Linked DNA regions of Mus musculus: regions 2 and 3 are each linked to region 1. Evidence: chromatin loops called from intact Hi-C (ENCODE). Cell type or tissue: left cerebral cortex. All regions are shown on one strand. Links, peaks and the distances in the headings refer to the core of each region. The heading gives the core; the rest is flanking DNA.

Evidence for each region. Hi-C counts contacts between places; a loop is a spot of excess contacts. Peaks named below come from ENCODE experiments on the same cell type or tissue, not always from the same donor. Only the 100,000 strongest peaks of a DNase experiment are listed, where the experiment ranks them.
Region 2: a loop joins it to region 1, with 2.7 times the contacts of the local background. A loop is called at or near these places in 5 of 42 quality-filtered maps.
Region 3: it touches region 1 in a loop (4-fold over the local background); 5 of 42 quality-filtered maps call a loop at or near these places.

What each region holds. Positions count from the first base shown.
Region 1 is chr12:8,506,029-8,513,780 of GRCm38, reverse strand. 5033421B08Rik (a long non-coding RNA gene) reads right to left here and starts at 2,618. Exons shown (of 4, transcript XR_872469.3): 1 at 2,317-2,618. In left cerebral cortex, for the core only: no CTCF peak of the experiment used is centred there; a DNase peak (open chromatin) is centred at 3,893.
Region 2 is chr12:8,071,361-8,079,112 of GRCm38, reverse strand. All of the region lies in intron 2 of Gm33037 (a long non-coding RNA gene), which reads left to right. Among named protein-coding and RNA genes, the nearest start is that of Apob, 98 kb to the right of the region's middle. In left cerebral cortex, for the core only: no CTCF peak of the experiment used is centred there; no DNase peak of the experiment used is centred there.
Region 3 is chr12:8,056,098-8,063,849 of GRCm38, reverse strand. All of the region lies in intron 2 of Gm33037 (a long non-coding RNA gene), which reads left to right. Among named protein-coding and RNA genes, the nearest start is that of Apob, 82 kb to the right of the region's middle. In left cerebral cortex, for the core only: a CTCF peak has its summit at 4,083 (motif pointing left); a DNase peak (open chromatin) is centred at 4,074.

The sequences.
Region 1 (7,752 bases), core at 2,742-5,241:
AAGAAGAAGGTGAACAGAACAGAGAGTTTTCAACAAGGTCTCTGTGTAACTCTGATTGAGTCAGGATGTACGGACATCTTCAAGGGTCACTTTCTTGTGGAAGCTGGCTGCATCTGCTCCCCTGGGACATGAAAGCCCCCAAGATATAAGCCAGAAGCATCTTATACTCCCTATACCTGCAATGCAACCCTGGACTTTTGTTAGAGAAAAAGCTCCTTCCAGTGAGGGAGGAATGCATCTGAGAATGTTAGAAGCCCCTCTACACGTCCATACACTGACCCATCCACGGCAGCACATTTTGTAGGAAAAAAACCCAAAAAACAAAAAAACCCCAAATGCTTCACCAGGAAGACAGATAAGTATTTACCAAATGGGACCCTTATGTATTCATGTGGCTAAACTTCAAAATGATTATCACTGAGTAGAATCAGGATGTTGAAGCCACATAAAGTACACTACTCCTATGAAAATTAAAACCAGGTGTGATGATACATACCTTCAATCCCAGGACTCGGGAGGCAGAGGCAAGGGGATCTCTGTGAGTTCTGGGCCAGCCTGGTCTACAGAGTGAGTTCCAGGACAGCTAGGGGGATTACATAGAGAAATCCTGTCTCCAGACAGACAGACAGACAGACAGACAGACAGACACCCAAAACAAGAAAGAAAGAAAGAAAGAAAGAAAGAAAGAAAGAAAGAAAGAAAGAAAGAAAGAAAGGAAGGAAGAAAGGAAGGAAGGAAGGAAGATCAAAACACCATCAAGTATTTAGGATGCACTTGTATTTTTAGCTGTATACAAAATAACACCTCTGAGAGACAGAGCTTCTGAGGGGCAGGGCTGAGGAAGGGGTACACCAGAGCTTTGAACGTATGTCTGTGATATGAGAAAAGTACAGAATATTCAGCAACTAACTGCAAAACGCGATAGATGGCAGATATTACTTTCTGTATTTTATATTTTAGAATCATAAGATAAAAATACATTAAGTTCCCCTTCTCTTCTGACCAAATATCTTTTCTTTAGTTCAATGTCTCCCTTGTAATGACACAGAGTGTCTTTATGCAGCCCTGGCTGATATGGAACTTGCTATGTATGTAGGTCAGGCTGGACTTAAATTTGTGGTGACCTTGACTTTGCCTTCCAAATACTGGGATTATATCTGTGGGCTACCACCACCAATAGACTAAAATAAATTATTAAACTAGGGAGCAAGACAGTGCTTCTCTAACTTTAATATTCAGATTGCCTGGAGATCTTGTTAAAATCTGTATTCCAATTTTGTAGATCCAGGGATAGGTTAGGGCTTGAGCCTCTGCATTCCAAAAGCTTTTAGGGCATGCAAAATTAGCTTTCCTTTGGACCACACTTTGCCTGGGGTCCCACTGAGTCCCTTCTGGCTATACCATTCTAGGTGTGTCCTTGTGTCCCACTAACATCCTGACGTGTTTAAGCCTGTATAGATAGATGCTGTTAGGAGAGAAGGAAGTGGGAGAAGGGCTTGAGTCTGTGGGAACATCAGGGCTCCAGACAGTGACTCCAACTCCTACACAGATATAAATCCAGCTCTCTTATGCTTTTGGGCTCTCACATGTAACTCAGGAAGAGGGCCCTGGAATCGAAACACACACACACACACACACACACACACACACACACACACACGAACACAGGATATTGGGAACATTTAAGTGGCCAGCAAAGTCAAAAGCTGCAGGTTAGAAGGCTTCTAATTCAGTATATTTTGTAGTTTTGACTCCAAATCTGCAGAGTAACAGGCTGAACACCGAGGTGGGTATCCTGTGTTACAGTCTTGGGTTAGACTCTACTCTTTTTTTAAGGGGAACTGATGAAAGCCTTCAACTAACTAGACGAGACCCACCTACAGTTTTGAGTGTAACCTACTCCAAGACTGCAGCTTTTGGTGTTAATCTGTCTTTTCAGAAAATGCTCTTGCATTTAGATGAATGCTGTGTGGTGGAGCATTTGAGCATCGCAGTGTAGCCAAGTCCCTGGTAGGAGCCCTAGGGTGCCGAGTGCAAGGAGCCTCAATTAGTAGTGTTTCACAGGCCTTGTAGCCACTCACTGCTGTGGGAACTGTGTCTGGGAGCCACTGGGCGAGGGTTGTTTATGCATGAAGTATCTCAAGGAAACCCCTTTCCTGTCTCAGATGATCACCCCAGACTTTGCCTCATATGCCTTTCCTCTCTGCTGATTCTGCTTTGTGCTGTACCCTGCCATAAATCACATCTACGGAACATTTCCAGGCTTATCACTGGATTATCGATCAAAGGAAATCTTGGAGACGACTATTTACTTACCTTCAACTGCTCTGATCTAGACTTGGCCGACCTCCAGTTCCAGTAAATGCCTCTCCCCGACCTATACTCCCAGTCTCCTATTCAGCCTCCTATACAGAATCCAGATCGCTGTGCCATCTCACGCCTCTCACGTGTTCTCCATTTGGCCGGGCTAACTTCCACGATACCAAGTCTCAGCATGTTTTGTTATCCAGTGCTGCGGAACAAGCCACCTCCAAACCCTGTGGCTTAAGACAACAACAGCTCATCATGTCTCATATCTCCGTGGGTTGATGAGTCAGGCGGTTCTTCAGCTTCCCAGGGGTTGGTCGGGAGTTTAGGGTGGAAATTTCTAGTGGCTCCACCCACACAGATGGCAGCACCAGCTGTTAGTTCAGCTGAGGCTAATGGCCAAGGTCACAGTTCTCTTCCATACGGGGCTTCTATGTAAGACTGGTTGATTTTCTTCAGAGCGTGGTGGGTGGGTTCCAGGGGAAATTTTTTTATTCCTAAAGAGCAAGACCACAGCAAGCTGCAGCTTGCATCAATCATGGCGAGATACCATTGAGGTAAGCTGGTGTTCCTGGCCAAACTCACAATCATTATAGGAGGGAGCTACACAAAGAAACTAGTGCTTGAGGGTGGAGTTTAATGGAGATTGCCAAAGAGCAATATGTCATTTATTCGAGTCTTCTCAGACCTTTGTATGCCACTCCCCTTGTACTTAACTTATAGCACTTACCCCATCAGCTGGAAGTAGCAGGTTTGGTTGCAAGAATTTTCCTGGACTGGAGCTCCTTTGAGAGCACACACTATCTGTGTTCTCCCTCTGTCCCAATCCTAAGTACACCCTGCTAGAAGGATTCATGGTAAAACTAGGGGAGTCACGATTACCACCTGTTTCCTATTTGCCAGACTCAAGCCCTATCAGTTAGACTTCGGAAGCTGAATAGACAGTTACACTGTCCTCAGAGTGTGGCAGCCAGGTGCTGTAAATAGATTCCTGGCAGATAGGAAGCATCTAGTAACCCTTAATGGCATCAATAAACACACGACAGAGTGAACTTCCTAGTTAATCATTGAGATTTCCACGTTGTAAATGCATCAGATTCTTTTTCTTTGTGACAGGGTCTCCCTCTGGTGCCTTGGCTGGCTTGGAAGGTACCATGTCGGTCAAGCTGCCCTAAACCTCACAATGACCCACCTGCCTCTGCCCCGTTGGGTGCTAGGGTTATTGGTGTGTTCCACTGTATCTTGTCTTTTCAGTTTTGTTTTTGTTTTTTTAGACATACACTGTGATCAAGATGAGAAAAAACACACATTCCGTAGATGAAGCAAGTTCATCAAAGTTGTCTTTAGGAGGCTTCTTTGGCCTCTCTTTGGGACAATTTCCTAGGAATACAGTTTCATTTGCTAAATCATGCTACACAGTTTTGTGTCAGGAAAGGACGAGGCACAGCCCATGAACGTGTTCTCTGATTCCCAGACTCTGGGGTTCTGAGCACTTAACTCCTAATGCAGGCTCCATCTATAAATAGTCACAGACACGTCTTCAGTGGCAACACACTGGAGTGTGGCAATCCATTGTGAACTCAGCTCCTCCCTACTGCAAAATTCTGACTTCATCAGAGAGCAGCAGGGGTGAATCATTCCTGTGCAGAGGCGCCAATGACATCATTCACTTTTTAAGAACCAGAGAGAGAGAGGTTGATGTTCTATTCTGTGTTTCCCTTTGGGACAAGGTTCTCTACCCCACTGTAGGCACCTGTCAGCTATGGGAACGACCCCTTACTTAAGACCTCCGCCAGCTTCTGCCTTTGGAATGCAGTGTTTAAAACTCAAATAAAAGAAGATTTGACTTAGTGCTATCCAATACCAAATGGTCAACCCTGAAAACATATAGATAAGTAACAAGTTGCCTGAGTAGGTTATATTTAGAAATATGTATAAATATATGTAATAACAATAAAAAAAAAGAGGCCATGAATTTTACAGAGAGCAAGGAGAGGCATATGGGAGGATTAAGAGTGAGCAAAGAGAAGGAAGAGATGATGTAATTATAATATCAAACATACATATTTATAAATATAATATATAAAAATATATAAAGGCTGGGCAGTGGTGCCGCATGCCTTTAATCTCAGTACTTGGGAGGCAGAGGCAGGTGGATCTCTGAGTTCGAGGCCAGCCTGGTCTATAGTATGAGTTCCAGGGCAGCCAGGGCTACACAGAGAAACCCTGTCTTGAAAAATCAAAAAAAAAAAATTAAACAATTTTAGGAAGGAAGAGAAGAGGAAGGGAGGGGAGGAAGAAAAATAAAATAAAAAGATCATCTTTCTGTTTTATAAAAGATTCTTTGTTGTTACTTTTTTTGGGGGGAGGGGCAGGTTATGAGACAGGGTTTCTCTGTGTAGCCCTGGCTGTCCTGGAACTTACTCGTAGACCAGGCTGGCCCGAATTCAGAAATCCACCTGCCTCTGCCTCCCAAGTGCTGGGATTAAAGGCATGTGCCACCATTGCCCGACTTTGTTGTTACTTTTAAGTTTTTACTTATTATTGAAAGGATTGGTATGGGCTCAGGATCTCCAAGACCAAGTTCTTAGAACAAAGGAGATTTGTTTGCCTTGGAGAAACAAAGGACCGGGAATAAAAAACAAAGACAGGAATAAAGATAAAGACAAATAGATAAAGACGAAGATAGGGGTTGAGGAAGAAGGAAAATGGAACAAGGGAGGCATGGAGGGGTGTTTGTCCTAGAACACAATAAAGGACTGCCTTTGGATAGAGAGGAGACAGATGTGGCCCATAGGCAAGTGGCACTTTATAAAGGTAAAATGGGAAACACAGAGTTAGCATGAGGTGCTTAACTTTAACTGAGCATGTTAATCAGGTGATGAACCAAAGGAGGCTTTTGATTGGTGGACTTAAATACCTTGATAGGTGGACCTTGGTAGTCAGCCTCAGGAGGAGGAAGTAGCCAAATAAGGGAATAGACGTTTGGGGCTAGCTTTAGGAATCCGATCTAATGGTTTTTATTAAGGCAGAGAGAATGGAGAAGGACAACAAGGCCTGACAGAGCCACCATTGCCACGCTCAGGCTGGCTAGAGTCCCTTCTATTATTGGGGTTCCTTTAATTAATATTCACACATTGTTGTGAATATTGTCAGCAGACAGTTGTGTGGAGTCGGATCTCTTCTTCTTCCTCCCTGGGCTTCCATGACTGGCTGAACTCGGGTCCCATGTTTGTGTCTAAGCATCTTCACCTGCTTAGGCCTCGCAGGCACTGACTGTAGTTAGTGTTTCAGTAGAAGGACTGACTGGCCAGCTCCCCCTTGCTCCATGTAAGTGCATTTCACACAGCTCAGGATCAAACTTGCTCTGTTGGAATTAGCCAGGTCCATCTGTGCTTTCATTGAATAGTAACCTGCTTTATTTGTAACTTCTGGATTTCTAGCCAGAGTGTGGTAGCACTGGGGAGGCACAGACAGGTAGATCTCTTGAGTTCGAGGCCAGCTTGGTCTACAGAGGGAGTTCCAGGACAGCCAGGGCTACACAGAGAAACCCTGACTTGAAAAAACAAATAACAAACCAAAAATTTAAAAATTAACTAAATAATCAAACAAATAAATATTCTGAGTTTCTATAGACTTGTTATACCACACTTTCAAGTACCCCATAGTCTGCTACCACTATCTACCATCTCATATGCTCTGGTAGAATGCCTGTAGAGATGTGAGATGCCTATTATCTTAATTTTTTTTTTAACAGAAGTGGTGAAACCTACAAAGACCTACAAGGAATGACCCGCTTGGGCTTCAGACCTAGGAAGTGGAAGGGCTAAAGAGTGGCTCTTGGCTTTTGACGTGAGGCTCCTTCTTTTATGCTATGCATTGATGAACCACATGTCTGTAGCTTGGCTGAATTACTAAATGTGTGTGCAATTGCAGCTAACACCCTGGAACCTACAGGCGCCTGCTGGGTGGATTTCGTAATGATGCACTTGGGTAACAGCAAGTCCCGACCTCTCCTCCATGTCCTCAGTCCTCAGAGGCAAAGCTTGGACTCTTCTCTCCTCAGGCAAACCTCACCCTTGGAAAGAGGGGGTTTCTTCTTCTGCCTATGGCTGTTGCTCTCTTGCCCTTGGACAGCTTTGGTTAGAAACTTTATACAAAAATGTCAACAGCAAATGTCTCAGAAGTTCCATTTGCCACCCCACCCCCACCCCCACCCTGGGAAAACAGTCGGGAGCTCTTCCAGGTCTGGTTCTAGTGTTTTATTTACTGTCTGTTCTTTATTCACATATCTGTGATATCATCCTTGACCGCCTGTGTATTTACACACTGTAACGTAATGTAAAGTCTCAGACAATTGCTTTACAGTCCTGTCCCAACCCCACCCCGTCAATCTATGCTTATTAAATCAAAATGGGTAAGGCAGAGGTTCAGAGAGGACTTCCTGGGGACAATCTACATCCAGAGGTCAGGCTTTGTTTGTTTTTTCCTAAAATTGAGCTTGAACAAAGATATTGGCATTTGCTATTCTCTCTCTTCCTCCCTCCCTCCCTCCCTCCCTCCCTCCCTCCCTCCCTCCCTCCCTCCCTCCCTCCTTCCCCCACCCATTTCCCTCTATCCTCTTAAGGTTTGCTGAAATGCACAGCCTACCCAGCTCAATAGAAGAAATAAGCATGTAGGTTTATTTTGCATGTGTTGGGTGCACTGGAGGACAACTACCCAGGACCCCAGGAAAGATTTAGAGAGCTATAAACCTTCACAAGCAGGGAAGGTAGATAGTTTGGGGGAGAAGGGAAGGACAAGAAAGCCTCATCTGCTGACTTTGAAAAGGAAAATTAGCCAAAATAGCTAAACAACCTCAACTGTCCACACTAGGGGGAAAGAACAATGAAAGGGAGGGCAGCATGGTGGGACACACTTTTAATCCCAGCAACTTGGAATGTTGAGAGAGGAAGCTTTGGGATTCAAGGCCAGCCTGGGTAACATAAAAAAGACCCTGTCTCTGGTTGGGGGTACATCCCAGTTGGTAGAATGCATACACCCTGAATTTGATCATCAGCCAGCACTACATAAAACTAGGTGTGGCAATTTTAGGTCCAGCCCCAGCTACAATCTGAAGAAAAAGAAAACAAATCTTTACTTTTTACTTTATATATATATATGTATATGTATATGTATATGTATATGTATATGTATATGTATACGTATACGTATACGTATACGTATACGTATACGTATACGTATACGTATACACAGACACAGACACACACACACACACACACACACACACACACACACGCTGGGGGCTAGAGAGATGGCTCAGAAAGTTAAGAGCACTACTTCAGAGGATCAGGGTTCTGTTCCCAGCACCACGTTGGAGATTCACAACCCTCCATAAGTCCAGTTCCAGGTGATTTAACGTCCTCTTCTGACCTTCACGGGTGT
Region 2 (7,752 bases), core at 2,665-5,164, 430 kb after region 1:
AGGAAGAGCGTTGTTACAGCCTTACCAGACAAAGAATCTGTTGGCAGCTTCAGAACTGTGATAAATATTTGTTGTTTAAGTCATCTACCTTATATATTTTGTTATAACAACTCAAACTCTCAGAGTCAAGTCTTGCTACTTTTTCCACTAGGGTTTGTAGGCCCAGAGGAACCCAAGTGATTGTCTCCTTCAGTCTAATCCTACTCCAAGAAGTGACATCATGACTTAGGGACTTAACCAAAGTCAGGTCAAAATCTTGGCTCTAAAATCAGAAAGGCATTGGCTTTTGTTAGTCACCAGTGTCTATGTGTAGGAGAAAAACAAGGAACAGAGTTGTTATTCAGATAATCTACCAAGCAAGCCCTGTAAGGAGAGAAGAGAAGTTCTTCCCAGGGATCCATTTTCTGGAGGGATGCAACATCCCTGAGCATGTGTTAGGGCTTCTAGACTACTTTGTGGAGACACATCAGGGCCATTGTTAACCATGCCCTTGCATAGCAGAGTCCCCTGTAGCTTTTGAATTCACAAGCAGCCTGTTTTAGTAGTAGCTCAAGTTCAACTGGTACTTCTTATTTGCACAAAGTTGGAGAAGCTCTCGAACATCTTTATGCTTGCCCTTCTTTACCTAAAAACCCACAATAGTACTGCCTTCCTGAGATGGTTGTGAAGGTACACACACTCCCCTCCTCTTCCCAGAGAATTTTGAAGTTATTAACTGTTGTGCTATGAATCCATGGTTCCCGCTCTACTCTTCTGAACCTTGCTATCCACCTTAACCACCCTGCTGAGCTCACAGCCTGCGGAGCATACATGTGGTATGCATACATGTGGTATGCTTTATTTTGTCAGCATGGTGTTTATTACAAATCTGAGCTTGAGTGTGTTTGATGGCCACACACTCTCCAGCTTGCTAGTCCCCTGAGCCTCATGCTTGAAACATTTATGGTACTTGTCATGCCTCTGTAGGCGCTGTTTTGCAGGCTTGTAACTACTTGTAGTGTGGAGATAAATTGGACTGAATGGGAATAGACCATGTGTATGCAAGGAACTCTGATGATGGAAGTGAGGACAGAAGTCTGGAGTTACTATTGAGGTGCCACTATGGCATTAGGATGCCTCCCCCCACCCCCTGCTTCTCTATGGCTGCACCCCATGTTCCCAACTTTGCTGCTGGGAGCCAGACAGGCACAAAGCACCGATGATTCATGTGTAGGTTCTCATATGTGTATGCCCATATGTACACTCATGCATGTGTCCCCACATTGATGAACTCTCACTCCAGAGCCATGAAGTGGCAGTCTTTGTGGCTGCCATACACTTTGTGATCCCCACCCACCAAGTAGCCCATTCTGATTCCTAGGTGGTGAGAGATGCTCCTGTCTCTGCTGGCATCTGCATTCTCACACTTTCTCTTCCATGACAGCTTAAGATGCCAAGTGTGGGGCCCTGGGACCAAGGCTTGCCCTTGACGGATGGCCAGCTCCAGCAGTTTCTTTTTGCTGTGGTTTCTTCACAGGGTGATTTCCCCCACTTCTGCTAGGATGCAAAGGTGGTTGCAACACCAGCTACAGTAGCAGGCCATGAGCTGTCAGGCGGCCATGGGATCAAAGGCCTTTTTCCTTGAAACTTTGGATTACATATTTTGAACTTTAAGATGAGAGCATCCTTCCCGCAGCTGCCGTAGTCTACACTAAGCATGGTGCTGTCCTGGCTTTGTAGTTGGCAGGCATGTCCTTGCCTCAGATCTCCTTTTACACTTGCTCCTTTAATAAGTTTATTTTGGAGTCTGGCTACTCAGATCCATTATCTTGATGGTCATAAGGCTTTCTCCCTCCCTCTGAAGTGTTTCAGTTCTAAAAATAGCCCCTTCCTGAACCAACCTCCACATATTCTGTTCCCTCATAGCAACCCATCACACCCTATTTAGTTAAAAAACTTCACATTTAGTTGGGGAAGGACCTTCCTCATCCTCTCGATCCTTATAATAGCTTCAGATGATATAACAGATTTCCAGTTGGGAATGATTTTAGTGTCAGACTGTAAAATCTAGGTAGATGGTGGAAGAAATGGGTAGAGCCTGTATTCACAACTGGCCTGAGATACTTTCTAGTACCTTCTAGAACACAAAGGTTACTCATCTGAGTGGATGGTTAGTTTTAACACAACCCAGAGTCCCCTGGAAAGAAAGACTGCATGAGGGATTACCTTGATCAGGTTGGCTTGTAGGCTTGACTGCAGGGATTGTCTGGGTTGGGGAAGACCTACCCTACATGCAGGCAGCACTTCTGCTAGGTAATGTGGACACAAGGACCTGTAAGAGAGAAAGCTGTTTCCGTATTTGCTCACTCACCTGGCTTTCATTCTTGCTGTTAAGTTCATCTACTCTATTGCTGCTGATCTCTTGTATGAGATAGTTGCCCGTGGATTACTCAGACCACATCAGGCAACAATAATAACTTTCTTTTGAAACAGTATGTATTCTATTGGTTTTGCTCCTCTAGAGCAGTGGCTCTCAGCCTTCCTAATGCTGTGACCCTTTAAAACAGATCCTCGTGTGGTGACCCTCCAAGCATAAAATAATTTTGTTGCTATTTCATAACTGAAAGTGAATCATAATGTAAATATCTAATATGCAGGATATCTTATATGTGACCCCTCTGTGAAGGGTCATTCAGCCCCCCCAAAGGGGTTGAAACCCTCAGGTAGAGGACCACTGATCTACAGAACCCTGACTAATACACATAGCAACTGAAGTTTGCTCTTTTTTTTTTTTTTTTTTTTTTTGATTCTGCATGGATGGCTCCTCTGACTAGGGCTGGGCTAACTTCATGGGAGAAAATTTACTGTTGGTTGTACTTTCAGAAAAATGCTTAGTCATAGTTACTCAGCAGCATTTCTGAGGGAATGCAAGAGACCTTTCTTCTCTCCCTCAACCACCTGGGGCAAGTCAGGACCAGTGAAGACAAAGATAAGATGTTTTTCATTTAAGCTAGACTGTGAGCTGCTAGATTTAAGGCAGGTAGGTCAAGGGAGGAGCTGGATGGTCTGAGTCTTCTAAGAGGAAGCTTTGCCCCTCTCCCCAGGATTCTGAAGCCTACCTGACTAAATCAGAATCAGATTTTAGTTTTGTCAATGAGTATACTTGACATAAATCCAAAGGGCACAAAAGGCTATACAGTGAAAATGTAAGTCCCCCACTGTCTTAGTTTTATTGCTGTGAAGAGACATCACCACAAAAGCAACTCTTATAAGGCAAACATTTATTTAGGGCTGGCTTACAGTTTCAGAGGTTCAGTCCATTATCTTCATGGCTGGAAGCATAGCAGCCTGCAGGCAGATGAAGTGCTGGCGAAGGAAATGAGAGGTCTACATCTTGATCTGAAGGTAGCCAGGAGGAGGCTGTTTTCTGCACTGGGTGGAGCTTTAGTCCTGGAAGACCTCAAAGACCACCTACACAGTGACACACTTTCTCTAAGGGCACACCTATTCCAACAAGGCCACACCTCCCAATAGTGTCTCTTCCCATGGACCAAGCCTATTTAAACCACTACATCCACTTATTTCCCATTCCTTCCTCCCAGTTTCTTACTCCAAAGGCAATGTCTTATGTAAATCTATGAAAGCAGCCTATAAATTTCTCAAGGTATAATCTATTTCTTCAAGATTATGCTAGCATTCTATATAAAAATTTTGTCTCATATTTTATATTGGACATCTTGAGGATCATTCCATATTTGGACACACAGAACTACCTAAATATATTAACAGCTCCATAAGTTGTCACTGTATATGCTTTCATCATCATCATCATCATCATCATCGAAAATATTCTCTCTCATACAATAAATTTTGACTCCAGTTTCCCCTCCCTTCTCTTCTCCCAGCTCCTCCCTCCCCCCACCTTCCCTAGTCCCCAGATCCACCATCCTGCCTCCCTTTCTCTTCAGAAAGGAACAGGCCTCTAAAAGACAACAGCCAAATGCAAGTAACAAGATACAATAAATCAAACCAATCAATGCTGGGCAAGGCAACCCAATAGGAGGAAAGAGTCTCAAAGAGCAGGCAAAGGAGTCAGAGACACACCTATTCCCACAGTTAGGAGTCCCACAAAACCACCAAGCTAACAGCCACAATGTACAGACAGAGGACCTTGTACACACTTAGGCAGGCCTGTGCTTGCTGTGTCCGTTTCTGTGAGCCCATATGGGCCCTCTTAGTTGATTTATTGGGCAATGTTCTCCTGGCATCCTTTATCCACTCTGGCTCCTGAAATCTTTCCTCTTCCTCCCTCCAATCTTTAAGGGAGAGACAGGATGGAGACCTCCTGTTTAGTGTCTCTCTCTGCATAATGTCTGGCTGTGAGTCTCTGCTCGTTGATATTTTTCTTTTTCCTTTCCTTTTTTCTTCTCTCTCTCTCTCTCTCTCTCTCTCTCTCTCTCTCTCTCTCTCTCTCTCTCTCTCTCTCTTTCTCTCTCTCTCTCTCCTTTTCACTGTCTCTCTTTCTTTTTGTGCCAGTCGTGTTTGGTTCTACCCTTGGTCTCTGTACTGTGTATTAATTTATTTCACTCTCTACTGATGTCCCTTTGGGTCCATGCTAGTCTTTTGACTTTGAAAGAGCAATGTTGCACCAGGTGTCACAGATACTAATACATAGGCTAAAGCTAGAGGTGGCATGTTGGTCTAGAAACATTGCCCTTGGAGTCTTGATACCAGTTGCCTCACTGTCCTCTATAAAATTTTGGGTGTCTTCCCAGCAGTGCATAAAAATGCCAACTGCCCACATCTGCACCAATAGTACAGTAACAAGATTTCCAACTCTTGCCAGTCTGTTCAGTGATGATATTTCATTGTGGCATTAATTTTGATTTTTATGTAACGGTACTGTTTTTTTGAATCTTTCATGTATATGTATGCATTCTGTGTGTGTTTTTTAATCTCTTTCTCCACGAGTCTGTTCATCTTCTCTTCCCAGGTTGGTATTGTGTTATTGCTCTTTCTCTGTTGATTTGCTGGTACTTCTTGGATAGGGCACTTCCTTCGAGGTGCTTTATATTTCCAAGTGGAAAGACATCATTGGTTGGTGATTTTGTCTCACTGTGACTCTCTTCTACTCATTCTCTTCCCCCGTATGAAGGAGAAGTCAATTATCCAGTGGCTAAGTTTGCTGGTTAGATATATGCCTATCTAGCTCAGATACTTCTCTGTCCCTCCCTGCTTTTAAAATTGTTCTACATGGAACAAGCACTTCAGGTAGCCTCTGGCTATATCCTAAGCTTAGTCACAAAGGTCTTACGCCTGCCAAAAGAAGTCTGTGGGCTTTCAGAGCTGATGGGTAGATCTGCAACACTTTGGGATTTAGAACTGGGAGATCTGTTTACATACAAAGGTTGCCTACCCCAGTGGCTCCATTGGTAAGAAAATGATTTTTTAATATTAATCTGCTTACTCCTTTGTAGATAGAATTTTAACAGGACAGTTTGTTATTTATTAGATCTCTCAAATGCTAATGAGCATTAAAAAGTATTAAAAAGAATACTCTTCTCTTCTCTTCTCTTCCCCTCCCCTCCCCTCCCCTCCCCTCCCCTCCCCTTCCCTTTCCTTTTCTTTTTTTGGCCTGTGGTTTGAATCTAAGTCCATCTTTTCAAAGACTTTACTTTAAAAATGTTTTTCCTTTGAGGGTATGATTTTCTTCTTCATGTGGAAAACTAGTGAAATTGATCAACCTCATATTTTCTGGATATTGAGACTTTGTGTTATGCTTAGAAAGTTCTTTTGTACTATTATTTTGTACTATAAGATGCATTCTCACATATTTCCTTCAGGTAAGTAAGTCCCTGTTTCATTTTTCATGTTTAAGCCCCTGTGAGGATCCTCCTTGGCACGGTAAGCTTTGGAGAGATGGTAAGGAAGGAATTCCCCAGGGCAGCTGGAGAACCTCCCTGGGACCAGAAGAGGAAGATACCATCACCACCCTCCCTGATATCAGTGATATCAGGATTCGTAACTCTAAACTCAGGGCTCATTTCTAGGCCCACCATAATTCAAGCCCAGCTTGCTTTCAGTGAGGCAACAGCCAGGAAACAATAGCTCCCTTTTAGAAACTGATGGGCCTCAGAGCAGACCATAGAAGGCTTCCTGGATGCCCTGAGTCTAAGTTTGCTAGGCCCCTGCCTCTCTTGAGATGACTAGGAAGCCAAGGCAAGCCTGTAGCTGTGGCCTTGAAGAAGGAACATTTACAGCACTTTGCCTCCGCTCTTCTGATCAAAATCAACCCCAGGCTGCAAACGTGGGATCACTTAGAGACCAAAGTCTTCCTGCATCAGGTCCTTGTTACTCTGCAAGTTCCTTTCTCATGTTATAAAGGAACATGCCTTCCGGGGAGCAAAGCAGGCCATGTGCTTCTTTCCATGGGCCCCTCTGGGCTCAAACACTGAGGACCACATCGGTTTATTTCCCACCTGTCTGTTCACAGCCCCTCCTTCTGCCCACCAACCCATCCCAAGATCATCAGACAACCTTGAACTTTCTGTTTTTCATAAGCATAATTAAACACGGAGACATTTACTGGTCTTCCCCTGATTCCTTATTTGAAATAATGTGAATCTGGATGAACGTGAAGGTGAATTTTGTAGGTGTTTGTTCTGTGTTCATTACCATTTTATCTATTGCACTGTCTGTTCCTATGGCCAAAATAAAATTTATGTGATTTTTGTTCATTGTTTCCTCATTCCATCTCCCTTTCCTAATCGTCCCTAGCAGCCCCAATACACAGTTGCACTGGCTGTGTACTAGAAAGCTCCTTGGATACTGCTGATGTTATAATTTATATAGCTGAAAGTTAGCACAGAATTGGACTTGCAGCCTTGCAACTATCCGTCTTGTGGTCACAATTTACATAGGCAATTCTAATTCTTCTGTATAATTAATGACTCATATGTTATATCCTGGAGCCACATGGAAAGGTTTTTCGGGTTACCTGCTGTTCTGTATTATCCATGCTTAAATCTTACACTAATGCATGTGATTAAGAGTTACTTCTGCTTTGTCAGTTGAACCAAATTGAGAGGGTAGGAGGGAAATGTTAGCTCCACATTGCACATTGACGGGTGTGGATGTGTGTGTGTGTGTGTGTGTGTGTGTGTGTGTGTGTGTGTGTGTCTGTCTGTCTGTCTCTGTCTGTCTGTGTGTGTGTGTGTGTCTGTTTGACTCTGTCTCTGCATATGTGTGTGTGTATATGTGTCTGTCTGTTTGTCTGTCTGTCTGTCTGTCTGTCTCTGTCTCTGTCTCTGTCTCTGTGTGTGTGTGTTATTGTGATACCACTGGGGCCAAGGAGGTCAGGATGGTAAGGACTGGTTCTGAGAGGGATCTATGCATTTAAAATATTTTATCTGCGAAGTTATTGGTATTTGGGTAAACTGCAGAGAAAACTTTTGTCCATATGGGAAAAATATTTGAGAGAGGCTTTTTTTAATTGCCCTGGGGCCCATCAGCTCTGTAGCCAGCAGGTTTGAGTGGAGTTTTTCCTGCAGTGAAGCTGTTAGCACACTGTCAGTTCAGGACAATCAGGACCAGTCTCAGCCTTCTGCGGTAGAAGCAGGAACCACGAAGGAATTGCTTTATGTGACACTGACTACTGGATAGACCTGCTTAAAGCCTGTCAATCAAAGACATCTCTTCAGAACTGGATCAAGGGAGGTCAAGGCGAAAGAATGTTTTAGGATTTTCTCTGTTAAAGAGGGTTGGCCGTGCCTA
Region 3 (7,752 bases), core at 2,665-5,164, 450 kb after region 1:
TTTAATTTCCCGCTGTTCTGCCTGGTCTCCCTCTTGCTGGTTGGCTTCTCTGTCACTTCATTTCCTGCTGTGTTCTCGTCTTACAACAAAGGTGAACGGAGCTGACCTCTCCTTGCCCCAAAGCAGAATAAAATACAGAACAGATTTCTGTGAATAAAAATAGAGGTGAATACCAGCAGCCATCGCTGTGGGCTCCACCAGGTTCAGCTGGTCTGCTTCATACTGGCCCTACAGTTTCAACCTCAGGGCAGAGAAGCCAAGGCAGGGCCAAGCCCTGGGGCAGGCAGTGGACAGAGGCCAGCGCTCTGAGCCACAGCGAGGCTAGACCAGGTGGTGTTGGACCAGTCTTTCCTGTGGAGGACAGCTGGGAACATGGCGACCTCCTTTCAAGTTGCCCTTACCAGGGGACCAAGGAGCAAAAATTGAAATGCTAATACCTCTGAAGAAGGAAATATCTAGAATGTTGGGGGAAATTACAGGAAGGATGCAACTCCTTAGAGTAGTAGTAGTGACTGGTTAGAGTTGGAGACCCCCAGGTTGGGCCCTTGTTCTTCTTAGGCAAAGTGCTTCGTCTCAGTTTTGTCATCTGTGAAATAGAGACAGTGAGGTTTTGGAGGTGAACTCAGAGTCAAGTAAGACACCACATCTTATTCGGGAAGCGCTTGTCATGGGATCTCTGATGTGTACTCTTCCCATTTGGCTGTTAGCTGGACTATCACTGGGACTTCATACCCCCAGCTTTACTCTCTCAGAATGAAGTTTCTGTCAGTTTTTCTACACAGACTGTCTGGTTTCAGAGAAGGAAGGTTCTCTGCTTTGGCATTTACTACTGAGGCACAGCTCCCAACCGTGCTGGCTAGCAGGCATGCTTGTAAATGCTTCATTAAATAGCTAGATGCACGGGGGGGGGGGGGGGGCATGAAGGAAGAGGTGTTCCTCTTTGCTTTCTTGCTCCCAAGTTCCAGAGAAATTTGTAAAAGGATGTGGGATGTGAGGGAGCTCTGCATCTTCTGTGAACATCTGTGGTTGCCCATGCACCTTAGAGCTAGCATCTTTAGGAGTGGTCAGTGCCTGGAAAATGCAGGGAAGTGGTCCCAGGGCTCCCCAGGGATGGAGTGGCAGCAGCAGAGTGGACTAAGGTAATGGATGTCCATGAACAGCTGTCCAGGACAGGTAGCTAATGAGCCTACGGAGTCCTCCTGGCACCCAGGTACTAGTTACAAGCCTTGAAAGGCTTAGGCCCTGGAGAGACAGAAGTTATGTGAGAGAATTAGAGTTGTGGCTCAATTGTTCTTCTCTGTGTACTGTGTCTAAGCAGTGAGACTTTTTTGCAGACTGTGTAAGAAGTACCCCAGGTCTGTGTTTGGGGCAAGGGCACAGCTGGGCATGAGCAGTGTCCTTCTTGGTCTTTGGTGCTATGTAAGTGGGATGCACTTGGCAGCTCTCTCACTCCCGGGTTTGACTGTTGAACTCAGGCTCTCGTAGCTATAAAAACTGGAGTAACCTGTGCATTGGGGCACATTTTCCCACAAGCAAGAACTTTCTTCACCTTTTCCTATAGAGCAGCTACGTTTTACAAAAGAACCCTTGGTACTCTAGCTGATGTCTAAGGCCTGTGACTTTGCAGGGTTCCCTCTGCCTCCATGCACCACTGCAAACGTCCTGACCCAGGAGGCACTTGAAAAAGCTCGCTCGCTCCCTCAGATGTGAACAGTGAGAGCAGGGCACAGCAGAGTGGCCAACTCCATGCTTTGCCTAGGAGTTTCTGGTTGGTTTGCCCTGAGGCTCCTCACTCACAGCTCCAGAGGAGACCACACAACAGGCTCCCATCCCCCATAGGCTCAGTGTGGGAGTGGGGTAGGGATGCTCTTCCCATTCTGGCCTTGCTATTTCACTTTCTGATGGCAAGGTGGACTCCTTTGCCTTTTAAAGAATCAGCGTCCGATGTCTAGCTTGGAAGACAAAAGCAGATTATGCCCTTGTTAACACAGTCTTCCATGTAAAAAACCCAGGCTTGCTTGATGATATTGCCTCCTGTTCTGAAACACAGATGGTTGGGATATAGTTCATTCTTTTCTTTGCTTTGGCATTCAGTACATTTCACTGTATCTCATAGACACCCATCAACTCTTTTTATATCATCTTTCTCTTTGGGGGCCCCAGCTGTTACCAGAGACTGCCCTTGCCTTGGGGCTCTGATGATTTTCTTTAGAGTTATATCTTTTCCTCAGCAATGAGAGCTGTTTCTCTACAAAATGAGCTGAAAGGAAGGGTTGAGCTGATCCAGCTAGTAGGGTCAGGAAGGAAGGTCCAGGAGGTCCATTAACTGTGCTCAGTGTATGTGTATGAGTCTGCAGCATGGGTTGGGGAATAAATACCTGGCTGACTGCTGAGAGGTGTCATGGAAGCTCTTCTTGGGTATCGTCTCTGAGATTCTGCGCCCTGGTCAAAACATTATCCTTGAATCCTGTCAGTAAGCCCTTGAGAGGAGAGCATCTTTGGGCTTTCTGGCATCCTGTTGTCTCTTCTTCTATCTCACATGGGTCTGGAATTCACACAGGTCCTGCAGCATGCAAGGGTAGGCTGAACACACAACATTTGAAGGCAGATGTCATCTCATGGAGCATTTTCAGCAAAACTCCCAGAGGTGAGTTAGTGCTGGCCGAGCAAGAAATGTGACGGGATGGCACAGAAACGTGACGGGATGACGGGATGGCACAGAAAAGATGAAGGGAAAGGAGCATTGGAGACTGCTTTGGATATTCATTGTCTTGTTATTTTCCCTTTGAGATTAGAGAAATGTATCATCTCTAGAGCCCTTGAGACTCCTGTGGGGTGTGGTTTCCATGGTGTCTGGAGATAAAAACACTCTGTGTCCATTGGAGAACTGCCCTCCATGCTGTTGTCCACATTTCAGACCAGGTCTGGTTACCAGTTAGCACTTTGTGGTATATAACATGCTAGATGTGGATTGAAGTGTGAGCTGTATTTCTAAGTATGGGTTGAGGTAAAGTGGTTATAACACCTTGGAGTTACTAGGGAATCCCATGCTTTGTGGTGGTGGTGGGAGTGATTCTGGGCCCCTCCCAGGAAGCTCCTTCAATTGTAGAATAAAACCATAAAAGCCAACCACAATATCCCTTTCCTAAGACCTGGGAGGGAAGTGGAGGGCCCTTAGTTAGGAGTTGGAGACTGTGGTTCTGAGCTGTGATGAATTCCATTCTTTTTTCTATTAGCTATTTTCTTTATTTACATTTCAAATGTTATCCCCTTTCCTAGTTTCCCCTCTGAAAAACCCCTATCCCTTACCCCCTTCCCCTGTTCCCCAACCCACCCACTCCCATTCCTAGTCCTGGCAGTGCCCTATACTGGGGCATAGAAACTTCACAGGACCTAGGGCCTCTCCTCCCATTGGTGACTGACTAGGCCATCCTCTGCTACATATGCAGCTAGAGCCACATGTCCCACCATGTGTTTTCTTTGATTGGTGGTGTAGTTCCAAGGAGCTCTGGGGGGGGGGGGGTGGGGTACTGGTTAGTTCATATTGATGTTCCTCCTATGGGGCTTCAGACCCCTTCAGATCCTTGGCTACTTTCTCTAGCTCCTTCATTGGGGACCTTGTGCTCCATCCAATGGATGATTGTGAGCATCCACTTCTGTATTTGCCAGGTACTGGCAAAGGCCCTCAGGAGACAGCTATATTAGGCTCCTGTCAGCAAGCTCTTGTTGGCATCAGCCATATTGTCTGGGTTTGGTGTTTGTTTATGGGATGGATCCCCAAGTAGGGCAGTCTCTGTATGATCGTCCCTTCAGACTCTGTTCTGAACTTTGTCTCTGTAACTCCTTCCATGGGTCGTTTGTTACCCCTTCTAAGAAGAATTCTGAGTTTCTGGGCTAATATCTACTTACCAGTGAGTACATATCATGTGTGTTCTTTTGTGATTGGGTTACCCCACTCAAGATGATATCCTCCAGATCCATCCATTTAAGAACCTTAAGCACAATGCTAACTTCACTTCCACCTAAGGCTTTTTCTCTGAGCGGTGAAAGCAAGGTGTCTGTGTGCCCTGCTGCCCTCTGGTGGCAATCTCTGGAACTCACTGCCGCCTTGACTTCTAGCTTGGATTTATTGATGGCTGACACTTTCCAGATTTTCTTGTTTTTTTGTCAGAAAGGTCAAGGCGAGGTTGATTTCCAGGTAATTTTGTGGATCCACACACATGTATTGTGAGATTTATGCCACATCCCTCCCCATTCAAATACTCATTCTGTGGGGTGTGAGAGATGTGTGGCTCTGTAGATGAGAAAATTTGCTATGGAAGCAAGAGGATCTGAGTTCAAATCCTATGTACTCCCATGAAATCCTATGTACTCCCATGAAATCCTATGTACTCCCATGAAATCCTATGTACTCCCATGAAATCCTATATACTCCCATGAAATCCTATGTACTCCCATGAAATCCGGTGTTATGTCATAACCTTATCATTGGGGGCAATACAAGTAGATCCCAAGAGTTTGATGGTGAGCACGGCCTAGTGTGTACACACACACACACACACACACACACACACACACACACACACACACAGATGCTAACCCTTCTCAAGATATGGGCCCATGGAATGGGGCAGTGAATAGAGTGGAGATCTATTTTATAGTTAAAGGTTTGATGGGGCCTACCTGCTTCAGAGCACTTAGCTGTGTGTCACATTCTTGGAAGCCATCTTATACGTCTAAACAATGATTTTTTTTTTTAAGCTAACAGAGTGGGACCTGATGTTAGAAAATTGAGCGGATTGTCTCTTCAAGTTTCCTTTGCATAACTTTTCTGATGGTGCTGCACTTATTCGTACTTCCAGTTAAAGACCCACTTAAACTCCATTTGGTCTCCGACCTTGTGTAAGAGAAACTGTTTCACCGCAGCTTTTCTTCATGCAGCATCACTTCAAGGCAAATGTCTAGAAAATAAAAAAGAGACTGGATGATTCTCAGCACTGCCTCTGGTTCTATACAGGTCAATTGTCTGCAGACAACTCAGGGGCTTTCTCTTCATGACCCATGCATCTTCAAATGCCTGGAAACTGACAACTTGGATGTTTGCATTCAGTAGGTGTTTAATAATTGTATGCTAGAATTTAATCAATGAATGAATAGGCCGAGTATCAGATGTGGTACTTGAGCTGTAGTTACAGTACACGGCATGTAATGCCGATTGGGTGGACTCCGTTGTTGCATGGCAGGAGCCGTCAATCCAGAGTCAACTCAGGGTATTTCAACAATTGCTCTGAAAAATCTGCATATACATTAGGCACAAGTAGCATCCAACCGTGCTTCAAGACAATAAGAGACTACTAAGCCAGTTTATGGGTGTGAAGCAATGAGTTTTTAAACTTTAGACAAATCTCATCCTACTTATGACTTCAAGAATCTCCATGAAAGTTTGACTGGGGGCAGGGGGGGGCATAACTAGTTAACTGCAGCCAAGACATTAAAAGCAAATATCTGTTCCATAGATACACATCTGACTCCAGGGCTGAGTACAAAGCAGGGTTCTTAGCTTCACAATGATGAGATTCACTTTCTTTTAAAACTTCTCATGCTGGAACCATTTTGGACAGCAGATAGAAATAGTCCTGGAGCTTTAGAATCACTAATGAAGAGGAGGAGAAAACGCTAAGTGCATATTGAGTTCTTGTCCACACCCTCTCATAACCAATCGAGGAGAAAATGCCTCTCTTATTCTCTTGGGTGGAAATGGCCATTGTTTCTAATGAGAGAGAACAAAATGTGGCCTTAATGTCTCCCAACCCCAGAAAGTTTTCTTAGTGACATCAGTGCTCCCAGAGACACGGGCTAGAGTGCACTAGCCATGCACAGCATCAATTGCGATGCACTTTAAAGGTTCACATGACTAAATGATATGATTACAGGCTTGAAAGGAGCACTGGACTCCTACAGAATCATTTACAGCAACCCTTCCCAAAGCAGGTTGATCTTAAAAAAACAACCCAGGGCTAAATACTTGTTTTTAATGGCTTATAGCTTCATTTAAACCCAATCAAAACCTAAACAGCTCATACAACTGACCTGTGATCCCATAACGAATTCTGTGACTAGTTCTGCTTAGGAAGAACTGGAAGTAGGAACACTGCAAAACAAAAGACAAAGAAAGGAAGATATGTCAAAGAAAAAGGAAGCTAATATGTAGTTAAAATTATGGGCTAAATCCCCAAACAATGAAACTCAGAGGAAATATTACTTTTTCCATCCAATACTGGGCATTGAGATCAGGTAAGTACTCTTACCACTGAATTGCATCCAGCTCTGAGTATTGTGTTTGTGCCATTAAGCACTTTTAGGGGCAATTTTAGAGCTCATTTGGAACAAAAACAAATACTCAGAAACTACCAGCAACTTGGAACAAGGCTCAGGTACTGTGGGTGTGTATACTGAAGTCTTGGGATTGTGGCCACTCCTTGGTTGCAGGGGACCTTGTAAAGCTATGTCTCTGGGACTCCGCCAGTGAAGTTCACTCTCAGGAGGAAATGACGATTCTCAGTGCCTCCTTTCAGGTGGATGAATTTTCTTCTAAAATTGAGCCCAGGATCCTCCCAGGGAAGCAGAGGATTATAGAACCCTTCTTCCACCCTTACTATGATATAACTTCTCCCTAGCCCCATCATACCTAACAGGACATCATAACAGAGGGCAGGACAATAGGTGAGGTTTCCCTCTCCCACCTGGAGGTGTGACCAGATGAAACCCCCCCATTTTATATCTCTTGAACAAGGACAAGGGACTGGGTGCCTCCTTTGGTCATATTCCCAAGGCTTTAGGGACAGAACAATAGCCAGAGAGGGCACATTAGAGGACAGCTAGGTTGCCTAAGATCTTTTCCAAGGATATTCCTTATAACTATCCTGAAGTAGAGGATATATTCTGATGCTGGACTTGTTCCAGACTTTTGGGGGACATGCATCAAGGTGGGGTGTGAGACACTGGCATATCGGTCAAGGAAGATTTACCTTACTGACTGCTCTCCTGGAGCAGGTACACACACTGTACCTGGGGCTGGAGCTGGGGATGCCATTTGGTGGTCTGGGAGTTGCTGATTGCTTTCTTTGTCACAAAGCCTTTGATTTCTACTGGCTCATGTGTACACATGTGGGTATTCCTGGTGGCCTGACCATTGAGCATAATTAAAAGAAATGATTGGCTTTCTCTTGATGCAAACATCTGGTTTTACTTGAAACAAGATGACTTAGCTGTTTGAGAAACATTCTTGTAACCCTGGATTCACATTTTCTTCTTAAAATATATATTTTCTCTGTTCGGGCAGCATGGTAATGTAAACAGTCCATGTAACTGACAACCGACACTTTCAGAAGTATGTGGGGCTCTGAGCACCGGACGAACCGCAGGATGATTGCCTTTTTGATTTGATCACTGGAAATCTGTTTCAACAGTCACTCTGATTTAAACAATTACTCTGATTTATACTCCAAACGCTGTAATTTGCAGAAAATGTAACCATGTGAGGACATTTTGTAGAGTATGTCTTGGCAACTCCTCTGTTTTGTTGTGATGTCATTCCCCTTGGCTTCAAGGAATTGCAGAGGGAGCAGAGGAAGGGAGACAGGGCTGTTCTTTTGATGTGTTTTCTTGACCGCCATGGAAAATGCTCCCAAGTCTTCTTGGCCTATCCTATCTTACTCCCTGCCCCCAGGGCTGCCTCTGCAGGATAACAGA